2 separate regions of the Mus musculus genome follow, and region 2 is linked to region 1. The links are chromatin loops, found by intact Hi-C in ENCODE. Cell type or tissue: gastrocnemius. All regions are shown on one strand. Links, peaks and the distances in the headings refer to the core of each region. The heading gives the core; the rest is flanking DNA. Region 1 overlaps Atxn7 (ataxin 7). Region 2 has its middle 21 kb from the start of Thoc7.

Region 1 (5,382 bases), core at 157-5,156:
TGTCTTCTAAGTATGCACTCGGAACAGGCGTCAAGCTCCAGCCACGCCGGCACTAATCTTCTCCCCTAACTCTCTTGAAAATAGAAAGGGGTGCGAGTTAACCAGAATGCCTGGAACTGCTCAAGAGGAGACGCATCCTAAGGTTGGTTTGTTGGTTTGTTTGTTTGTTTTGTTGTCTTAAGTCATTGTTGCTTACTACGTCAGTTTGACTTCAGCCTGGAATGTCTGTGCAGACAGACAATGCTCTCTGCCTCCATCTCTAACAGCATCAGGATATTGCCTCTCTGCATAACCTTTCCTGCTTGACGCTTACTCAGGAACACTGTTGCAAGGCATTGGACATTCGGAGGAGATTCCCCTTCACACGGACATGGGCTCTCCTCTGTTAAAGATTACCACGAAAGCTGGGCATCCATTATAGGCAAACCAACCAACCCAACCAGAATTTTCAGAACTGGCCAAAGTCCCCAAGAAAGAGGCAACAAACACGTCCAGATCAGAGTCCACTTCCTACCTGATGGAGGAGGGAATTGTTCGTCAATCCTTGTGCCCCTGAGATGTTGCCTGTGTGTTTCATGTGGACGTTGTTCATAGCTGGCAACTTGGCAACCTTTGTGGGTTTGCTGCCACTGTTGCCAACAGTGCTAGAGCCTGGAGAGCACTTTCTTTTCTTCCCTATGAGTTTGTCTAGAGGAGTGTGTGAGTGTGGGTTGACAGGCAGTTCACTAGCCTGGTGGATGAATGGGCCGAGAGAGAGAGTGGAGTCGCTGCTGTTCACCATTACACTCATCCTCTTGATGGGCTCTGCAGAGCTCACACCAGCGGGACCCCGCCCTGCCTGCTCATGCCGGAGGCTCACCGAGTGTGTTTTATTTGTCACACAGTTGAGGCCGATGCTGTGGGAAGATGGTGCTGTTGACAGGTATGGAGTCCCAGAGTGAGCCACACAGTTTTTCCTAAAAGAGTTCACGGAATGAGAAGAGGAGGAGGAGGAGGATGACGAAGAGGAGGAAGAAGGAACTAACAGTGGGGAACTGTTTTTGCGTTTCTTTCCTGAGCCACCACTGGTACTGCTACTGGCATTGTGACAGTTAGTGCTGAGAGCAGAAGATTCCTTGGGCCTTATAGACTTGCTAGGTTTCCATTTCTGAGGTTTTCTGGACAGAGGGGAAGAGGGGACGGAAGAGAGGCCCGAGGGCGTGGAGGGGGGTGAGGATGAAGCCGACACTTGTCTGGACTGCACACTGCACACAGGGTCCATCGCCCCAGAACCAGCAGGCTGTGCATTTAGCGTCGTTCCATGAGCTGGTACCGATTTGCTATTTGGGGAGATGCAGGTGGACGACAGCAGGACTGGAGGCGCGGAGACAGTGGTTGCTGCTAAGTAGCTGATCCCACCTTGTGATGTCGGCACAGAATTTGTCCGGTGAGGAACACGGGCAGAAACAGGTGATGTGGTACAGGGCACTGGTGGGATTTTCCTGTAAAAAGGAGATATGATGGGTGAGAATTACCAAAGCTGGTCACACATACTTCCCATAATCACAGCTGCCATGAATGGTTTTGGATGGGCACCCCTTTATATTTGGTATTGAGAAACATATTCTCACCAAGATCAATCAATCTAAAAACACAGACTCAGTCCTGATGGATTGCTCCTTCCAGTTCTTTATGCTTCCTGGGGAACGTGGAAGCATACTCTGTCTATGTAGAGTTCACACGCTACAACCCTAGCTTCAGACCTCCACTGCTGACACTTAGCAAGCACTCTTTCTTAAGCCTCAAGCACAAGCCACAATGAAAGAACTCTCAACTCATCACGTGAAGAAGTCTGCACTGAACACCATGCCTTGCTTGCATCTGTCTAAGGCCCCTGGTGATAGACTTTGTAGACCTGGAAATGACTTTTAATATGTGACTGTAAATCATCTACTCCTTTTCAGATGTTGTAACAGACGTCTTATGTACCATTTACCCATACGGCCTAGAATCTAGTATCCAAACACTGTAAGGATTCAAGCAAGAACGAGTTACTTCATCAACAGGCAGATTGTGACTACCGGCCAGGACACTGCACAGGAGACAAATCCAAAGCAGACTTGTTTGAGTGTTATAACAAAGTATTTTGTTCATAACGCCTGGGCAAAGTACTCAGTAGGGGATGAGAAACCTATCTGGAGAGTCAAACACAGGAGCTCTCCCTTTTATTTTAACTCTGAGTTTAAAAAAAAAAAAAATTTAAAAAATGTGACAGCCTAAAAGAACAAGAAAACCTAGAAAGCCTGATAGTAGCATTAAAGCTCAGGTGGTAACAGCTGGACAGAGGTGCAAGCCATGATCCCAACCACTCGAAAGCTTGACGATGCCATCTCAGGAGCCAAGTAATGATCCTTATGATACAGGAAATTTCAAGAGAGTACACAGACCTTAGTCAATTTTCAGATCTCTCTAACAGACTGCAATGTGGATCCCACGATAAGAAGCCTGGCTCTATCCTTGTGAGACACACAAGTATTGCTTGAGAGGTTTGTAACAATGTGAATTCCTAGAATCAGTATCTCCACAAGGTACCCAGGCTAGCTCTCAAGAGTAGGTTGCTAACTGAATGCAGTTCCGGCTACGGCCACTAGGTGGATCGTGGGACTCAAGAGTAGGTTGCTTACTGGATGCAGTAACTGACGATAGCCACTGGGTGGCTCGTGAGGCTGAGATTTAAAAACCAGGCCTTCTGAAATCCTGGGGGGAAATTCTTCCTCCACAGGCAGCATCTGAACGTCTTGAAACAATATAACTGCTTTCTCTTTTTAAAGGCTCTAAAAAGCTAAGTAAATATATTCAAGAAAATAACAGAGTACTCTATGTGGAGACAGGGGAACTGACATTCTGAACTGTAAAAATACCTTTCGGTGACACCCCAGGCCATTCCCAGACCAATACAGGGCTAGGGTGCACAGAAGTCACAGGAGCTTGAGATGGCTTTTGAGTCACGGCAATGCTCCAGAAAAAGCATTGGTCAAACTCCACAATTGCGCAGAGTACCCAGGAGCTACAGGGGATGTGTTTTAGGTTCACCTTCTGTCTCTACTGACACCCGTTTACTGGAATAAGCAACTAAAGGGTAACGGGACAAGAATGCTGCTTTAAATAGGGCAGTTCCTGTTTGGGTGAAAGGTGCTAAGCTCACCCAGTATATGAAGGTCTGTGGGGACAAGCTGCCTAGAAATCAACTTACAGAGCTCCTGCCTGGGAGAGCTGTGTCCCAATCCATATGCCTATCTGCCTGCCTCAAGACTGTTGTATCTGCTCATCACTGAAACACACATCTTCCCCATTGCTGCGATGATTTCTCAAAACAGGCCATGGAGCTAGAGATGTATGTAACTCAGTTGGGCAGAGCATACATAAGGCTGGGTTTTGACCCACAGCACCACATAAAACCAGCCATGGTGCGCCTGCAATGCCAGCACCCAAGAGGTAGATACTGGGAAAGCATAAAATCAAGGTCACTTGTGGCCTCATGACAAGACGGTGGCTTAAACACATAAGGCAGAGAGTTCATGCTACTGAGCAGGGGGTGGATAAGGAGGTGGTCATCCTTGACAGAGCATGCCAAAGCAGGCAGCCCAATCAACCTTGGAAGCCTGCTTTTCCAGAAGTTCACGGCATTTGTGCACACAGCCACTAGGAACCAAAACCACTTCCGCTCCTCCACTGACTGTGGAGCTCATCAGAGCAGGGAAGGGTCCCAGTGCAAGAAGGAGCGCTGTCTCTACATCCAGGGGAAGCAGAAGGAAGGAAGCAGACCCATGCTGCTGCCCTGAGTCCTACCTGCCAAGTGCACAGACCCAGGTCCTGTCAACAGTCGTGGAAATAAAACTTCTTCACCAGACAGTAAGGCACCAACCATCTGTACCTGACTATCAGGAAGCCAAACCATGAAAGCAAACGGCCTCACTATGCCCACTCTAGAGGTACTGGGCAGCGGTGGTTCTTGGATGTACAGGGAAAGACTTGAGAGTCCCCTGCAATCAAATATCTCACTGAACACAAGCTTTCCCAAAATATTCTTTTAAAAGACATTCCTGGGCGAAAGAGCTTTAGAAATGATCTTCCGTATACAAAAATATCTCCTGCTTTGACAGTTGCAAAATGTGTTTGAGAAGTGTTGTATAAAAATGAGCTTACTGGAAATGATGAATTCAAGTTTTGTGGCCAAGGATCCCCTTCTATTTCTTACAATCTATTTAGTAAACACTGGGATACACAGTACTATACAAGATGTTTCAAAGGTGGGGTGATACAGCTAAGCGATAAATACTTAGCTATTCTGCCCAAGACCCTGCATTCCATTCCAGGATACCAAAACCCAAAACCTCCAAGGTGGGAAGTTGCTCCAAGCTCCCAACTCTTCTCCTTAAAATGTTACCCAAGTTACTGCTACTGCACCCAGAGTGCCAGGACCTCCTGGTGTTCTGGGTTTTGTCATATACTTACTTTTTCTCTCTCAGTCATCATCTTTTCTGACTAGGTACACACTGGTTTCTCCTCCTGAAAGTCAATACTGCTTACTCCCTAGTGACAGCTCTTCCAGACCCATTCAGCTCAGAAAAGCTTTCTGTGACTCAAATAGCCTGTTGTCTGTCCACCTCAGCTCTCACTGGAAACAGAACCTAGTGGCTCCACCGCTAACCTGTTGTGTGACTAAAAAATAACAAGGAGAAAAGGGTAATTATAGTCAAGTAGCAAAGACTTGTGGGAATAGTAGTCTCTAGCATGTAGCTAGCTCCCAGAAGGTATCAGTGACAACTGTTTTTTTATTCCAGTATCTTTCTTCTTTCAGATTTTTATTTCCCTACATACGATGAGGTCGGTACACATGGAGTTCTTTCAACTAAACTCTTGTACCCAGAACAAGACGCAGTTACTGAAAGGGTAAATGAGTGTATTACAGAATAGTTACTTTCTTTCTACACTTAGCCAATGCCGTTTCCCATGTAGATAAGCATGTCATACAGTCTTAAAAACACACCTTGAGGCAGTCAAGGACATCCATTGCTGGGGCAGGTCAGCTCCCGCCCATGCCCGCAACAGAAGACTTACTTCCATAGCTGTGCATTCAGATGCTTCTCTACCATGAGGTTGAGGGCACAGCGAAGCCGGTTCCACCTGGAGTCAAACACATAATAACCTCTTCCAATCTGCCGGCTCCCAAATGTGCAAAACTGAAAGAGAACACAGAGTATATTCGTGTCACCTCTACTGCCAGCACAGAGGTCCAGGTTCTTTCATGTTCAAGAAAGGAACAAAATGCCAGAGAAAAGGCAGGGCCAAAACGCCTCAAGTGCCAGAAGCTACACATCATGGCAAGAGCAGTGCCTGCGA
Region 2 (5,382 bases), core at 71-5,070, 120 kb after region 1:
ACGACCTTGACTGAATGCTTACTCTGACGAGAATACATGCGTAATCTTGCTTTAAATTACCCTACAAAGAACACACACAGAAAATGAAGGTCAACATCAGATAAGTGATTCGTCCACAGTCAATATCAAAGTCTTACAGTAAAGGCACTGCCTAGGGGATAAATGTGTGCTATTAACTAATAATGCTTGTGAATGTTTTAATTCTTCCAAGCTTCCTTTTCAAATATGTTATTCTTTATGTGTGTGTGTCTACTTGTATGTATATGCTCAACAGCGAGTGCCTGGTGTAAAGGAAGGCCAGAAGAGAGCATCGGAGGAGCCCCTAGAACTTATGCTACTGGCAATTGTGTGCTACCATTTGTGTGTGAATGAAACCAGTCTTCTGCAAGAGTTGCAAGTGCCTTAATCACAGAGCTGTCTTTCTTAAGGACTTGTTTTTTTTTTTTTTTTGTTATTTGTGTATATGTGGGCATGTGTGTGCACCTGTCCCCAGGGGCCAGAAGAGATCCTCCACTGGATCCCCGGGAACTAGAATTTAAAGAGGCTGTTAGTCCCTTCCTGTGGGTGCTGGGATCCAAGCTCTGCTCCTCTACAAGAGCTGCAAGCACTCTTCACTAAGCCACCTCACCATCCCCTTAAATTTTATTTCTAAAAGCAGTCCAGGCATCAAATGACAGATTTATCTTCTCTAAAAAATCAAAGGGCAAATCCCGCCTCTTCTAGGGAAGCCAGCCTTATGTTTTGGTTGCTTGGTAAGCTGACTTTTGGTGGTGGTTCTTGTTTTAAGACAGGGCCTCACTCTTTAACCAAAACTGGTCTGGAAATTACAATATAGCCTAGGATGGTCTTTAACTCACTGTGTGATAGGCCTGTCTCCGCTTCCTGAGAAATGAGCTATCATGCTTGGCTCTGAAACCATACTTCTTCCTCAGCACATGAATTGAATGAAATTCCCAATATTCTTTGCAGCTACCTGGCTGAGGCATAAAATATGAACTAATGCCTCATAAGTATATATATATTAGTTAACAGACATAACATTCTTTAAATTTTCTCTCTATACACAAATATATGTATGTCTGCATATACATGTATGTATATACATACAAACACACTCACACACACATACACATCTACATCACATACTCATACTTAGGAAGCAACAGATCTTCTACATAAATCAGACCAGAAAATTGGCTTCTTTACTATAAAAATAAAAGTTATGTGTGCTGTTTACTTTGGGTCTGTCAATCAGTGAATGTCACTAATGTGATTTTCCAGATAATCATATGAATGAATGTACATACACATTTCACACAGTGACTGATATATGGTTGATGGTCCTTCCCCTTGTTTCCCTTCCCTATCCCAATAATCCCTCAAGTTCTGGCATCATTCTGCCTGCAAAAAACAGCGGGGCTCACAGAGTGGCTTCATTACAAAGGGTGCTGTCCGACCTTTGAAGTAAACTATCTGAAATGTTAGAAGCCAGTGCTTTCCCACTCCTAAGAATCTTTGCTGACTGCCTTTTGGATCATGAATTCTGGTCAAGATGGATCTCCTTCACTGAACTAAGGAGCTGCAGACACAGGCTGGCACTAGTGACCTACCATCTATCTACTTGTACAGCTCTCAGGTTCATTTGGCCATATGGTCTTATTTGTAACCAAACATTAATGTGCCCTCCTCTACAGATCCCAGAATACTCCCTATATTTTGTAAGACAACAGATAGACGTCTGAGAAAGATTTGTTCCTTCTGAGGCCATCTGAACACAGACTTCACCTACCCATAGCATTCCATGTCTTATTCACAAACACATTCAAAGAATTTTACCAGCCTGATTTCATAGTGACCTTTCACACTAATTATACAGAGCAATTCCATGACACAAGTTCCACTATACAATAAACAATTAATGTAACTATTTTATTGCCATTCATTTAAGTATCATTATACAAAAACAAAAAACAAAAACAAAATAAAAACCCTCTCCTTTGGAGATTTTCCAAGATGAAAGAGAACATAAATACGGTCATACTTTACCTCTGTATTACACACATAATTAAATATCCTTTTGGATTTCTAATTCCTGTTCAATCTTCAATCATAGTACCTGCTTGTTAGCAGGGCAAACTTTTCCTAGAGTACCTTTCCCCTTAACTTTATAAAGGGTGTCATCTTAAACAGCAAGACAAAAGTTTATGCTATAATTGGCAATGTGCTGGTATATTTGACTTTACATTCTGGTCAAATATGGCACTGCAGAGTTTGCAGTACTTGAGCTAGAAAAAAATCAAATGCTGGGAAACAATTTTAAGAAATCTCTTTTAAATTTTAATCATAAATGGTTTTTTAAAAATGAGATTCTTAAATATTGAAGGAAAAGCCAATTTTAAATGTTATTCAACAGTATGAAAATGACAAAATTATAAGGTTGGAAACTAGGTGGCTGGAAGGTAGGAGCTGGGAGGTACTGAGTACAGGCCAGCCTAAGGGACAGCACAAGGCGACATCTGCAGGGTTAAGGTGGTTGTGCATCTGGTCTGGAAAAGTGACTACTTGAAAATACTCAAGTGACAGAATCACGGTTCAAGTGCTGCCTGCCACTGTAAGTTTCCAGGTTTTGATACTGTGCTACAGATAGAAGCACACAAGCCTTTTAAAACATTTTATTGTCTGACTTTCTGAACCTAAGTAGATTGATTATCTTGATAGAGATGTAGAGATAATGAGGAAGTAGAAACAGAATACTAGCCTTGTTCTGGCTCTCAGATTTACTGTTGGTGACAATGTCAACGCACATTTTGTCAGCCAATGTGGATGTCTCACAAAGGAGTCAGCAATACATACACTGTGTAAGAAACAATTTAAACAATGTTTAAAGGTTTTGTTGTATTTTAAATTACATAAGATGTTTCATTTAAAGCAGAGAGCCATGAAGAGCATGCTTTATGAGTTAAGAATGAGAGTGTGGTTTTTGTCTGCTACTCAAGGTTCCACTGAGCCTATGATTACATGTCATTTTCAAGATATATTATTAGAGGGACATGATTACCAAGTGATTTTTGTGTGGAAATGAGGACAGCTTCAATAATTCAAACCTGATTAAGTCAATAAAAATTTTCTACAATGTGACAATAAAAATGTAGAGACAAAGTGACCTCCCGTAGCTGGCTTATGTCATTTAAACACACTCAGTGTAGAAAGATTCAGATGTTTTTATCCCAGATTGGAAGCACAACACTCTAGGATGATAACATGAATACAAGCCCCTGGTTCCTATGTCTCATCATAACTAAGCTCAAGCTCCATTTCTGAAGAGTGAATGGAAAGAGGGCTAGCAGCACTTCCTAAATACCTTCCTGTTCACTCCTCTCTATGTGATGCAACGTGACCTACATTTCCTGTGCCCATTGAGACTCCGTGGGAGGGGGAAGAGGAGAGTTCTTCATTTCTCTTATCCTCTGATTAACTAGGACAGCAAATGCCACTCAAGGGACTGCTGCTGGGCTGAAGCAAGGGAAAAGTCATGCCAGTAGGAAATTCCAGGGAGGACATTTGGGGTGCTGCTTCTTGGGTTCTGCAAACTCAGTGCTACAGTTTTATAAGACAACTGCCACGGAAGAAACACCCCGCTTTCCATGAGCATCAGCTGAGAATCAGCGCAGAATGCTACTTCCCTTCCTTCAGGCTCTCAGCACGGCGAAATTAAACTTGAATTATCAACTCTTATCCTGGACAGAATCATTTCTTTATACTTAATTTACAAACAAACACGTAACAAAGACTGTATAGCATGTTCTCAAAAGCCCCACAGCCAGTTTCTCCTGTAACTTCTTTTCTAAATTTCTAATATTTATCTTGTTGTTTGTTTCTTTAATGAGGGCTGGCATCAGGGTCATCTCCGGAAGTTAAAGAACAATTTGAGAGAGTGAGTTATGTCCTTCTATCATGTTGGTCAGAGACTGAACTCAGGTCTTCAGGCACTTACTACTGAGCCATCTCACTGCCCACTCCCCTAGGTTATTAAATAAATATGGTACATTTGTCACAGCTAATGAAGTAATACCAACAGGTTGTATTTTATTTTATTTATTTTCTTCCAGAAAATATATTTTTTTAAGGTCTGTGCAGCAAATAGAATTGTATATACTTACTGTGTGATCATGGTACAATTCATGTGCATTTGCTATGATTAAAATGGAACGAAGGAACATACCACCACCTCCCTGTTCATCATGTTTTGTGTGATGAGAACACTGAAGATCCTCCCTAGTGACTTTCACATACATGTTACTAATTGCAGTCACTGGACCTTACAAGCACAGACCCTCTGAATGTATCGTGTTCATCAGAGTTGAAAGCTGTCAGAACTCTTGGCATGCTTGTTGTCCTATTCCCTCCCCCAACTCTCAGAGCCTGACAACGACCACGGTGCTGGTTCTTTATGTTCAGTTTCCTTATATTCAACATGAAATGAAGTTAGATAATATTTGTCTTTCTGTGCCTGTACTATGGGAACAGGAAGGAGTTCCTTTAAAGGTAGATAACTATTCTGTTGTACACATACCCCATATTCTCGTACAGGACATACTTTTTGTTGTTGTTCCTTTGGCTATATACCCAGAGTAAGATTACAATAGAGTATGGTAGTACTTTTGTTTATTTGGTTGGTTTCGGTTTCTGGAGACAATATTTCTCTATACAGTCTTGGCTGTCTGGGAACTTGCTCTGTAGACCAGGCTGGCCTCAAACTCACAGAGATCTGCCTGCTTTAGCCTCCCAAGTGCTGGGAGTAAAGGTGTGTGCCACCACACTCAGCTGTTTTTTATTTTATTTCAGGGCACATTTGAAGCCATAGTTTAAGAAATCACTGCTTAGGATAATATCAAAACTGTTTTCTCCATTTCCATATAAAACTCCTCTGAAGGAAATCACTATGTACAGCTAACAGTTAAGGGACAGGTAATTAGTTATATTCTCCCTCCTCAAGAGTACATTATTTGCATAAATCATTTGAAACTCTTGGTATTCTTTTACAAGAAAAATTTGTTCAGCACATTCTTTCTCATATTTGAATTTATACATTTCTCATGGTTTAGATATATAGATTTCTGTGTTCAATTTGGACTATCTGTAGAGTTTCAGAAGCCAGAAAGGACCCATAAGAAGCGGAGGTCTCGAAGGGTGATGTGATATGAACGTAGTGGAAATGTTGGGAGTTAAAGGTTTAGGCAGGGATGAGGGTGAGAACAGGAAAAAGGAAGGAGTGGGGAGGGTTAATCACAGTTAAGTATGAAAAGCCCTCATGGAAATCCACTATTTTGTATGCATTTGAAAAATATAATCTTAAAAAGGAGTTAGGACACAGGCACCCCA

What was found. Peaks named below come from ENCODE experiments on the same cell type or tissue, not always from the same donor. Only the 100,000 strongest peaks of a DNase experiment are listed, where the experiment ranks them.
Region 2: it touches region 1 in a loop (2.7-fold over the local background); 5 of 42 quality-filtered maps call a loop at or near these places.

Annotation. Positions count from the first base shown.
Region 1 is chr14:14,096,034-14,101,415 of GRCm38, reverse strand. It overlaps Atxn7 (ataxin 7), which reads right to left. Exons shown (of 12, transcript NM_139227.4): 10 at 5,101-5,222; 11 at 515-1,481. Among named protein-coding and RNA genes, the nearest start is that of Psmd6, 22 kb to the left of the region's middle. In gastrocnemius, for the core only: no CTCF peak of the experiment used is centred there; a DNase peak (open chromatin) is centred at 2,633; H3K27ac peaks cover 393 bases.
Region 2 is chr14:13,979,515-13,984,896 of GRCm38, reverse strand. It overlaps a transcript of Atxn7 not described here. Among named protein-coding and RNA genes, the nearest start is that of Thoc7, 21 kb to the right of the region's middle. In gastrocnemius, for the core only: a CTCF peak has its summit at 2,516; no DNase peak of the experiment used is centred there; H3K27ac peaks cover 569 bases.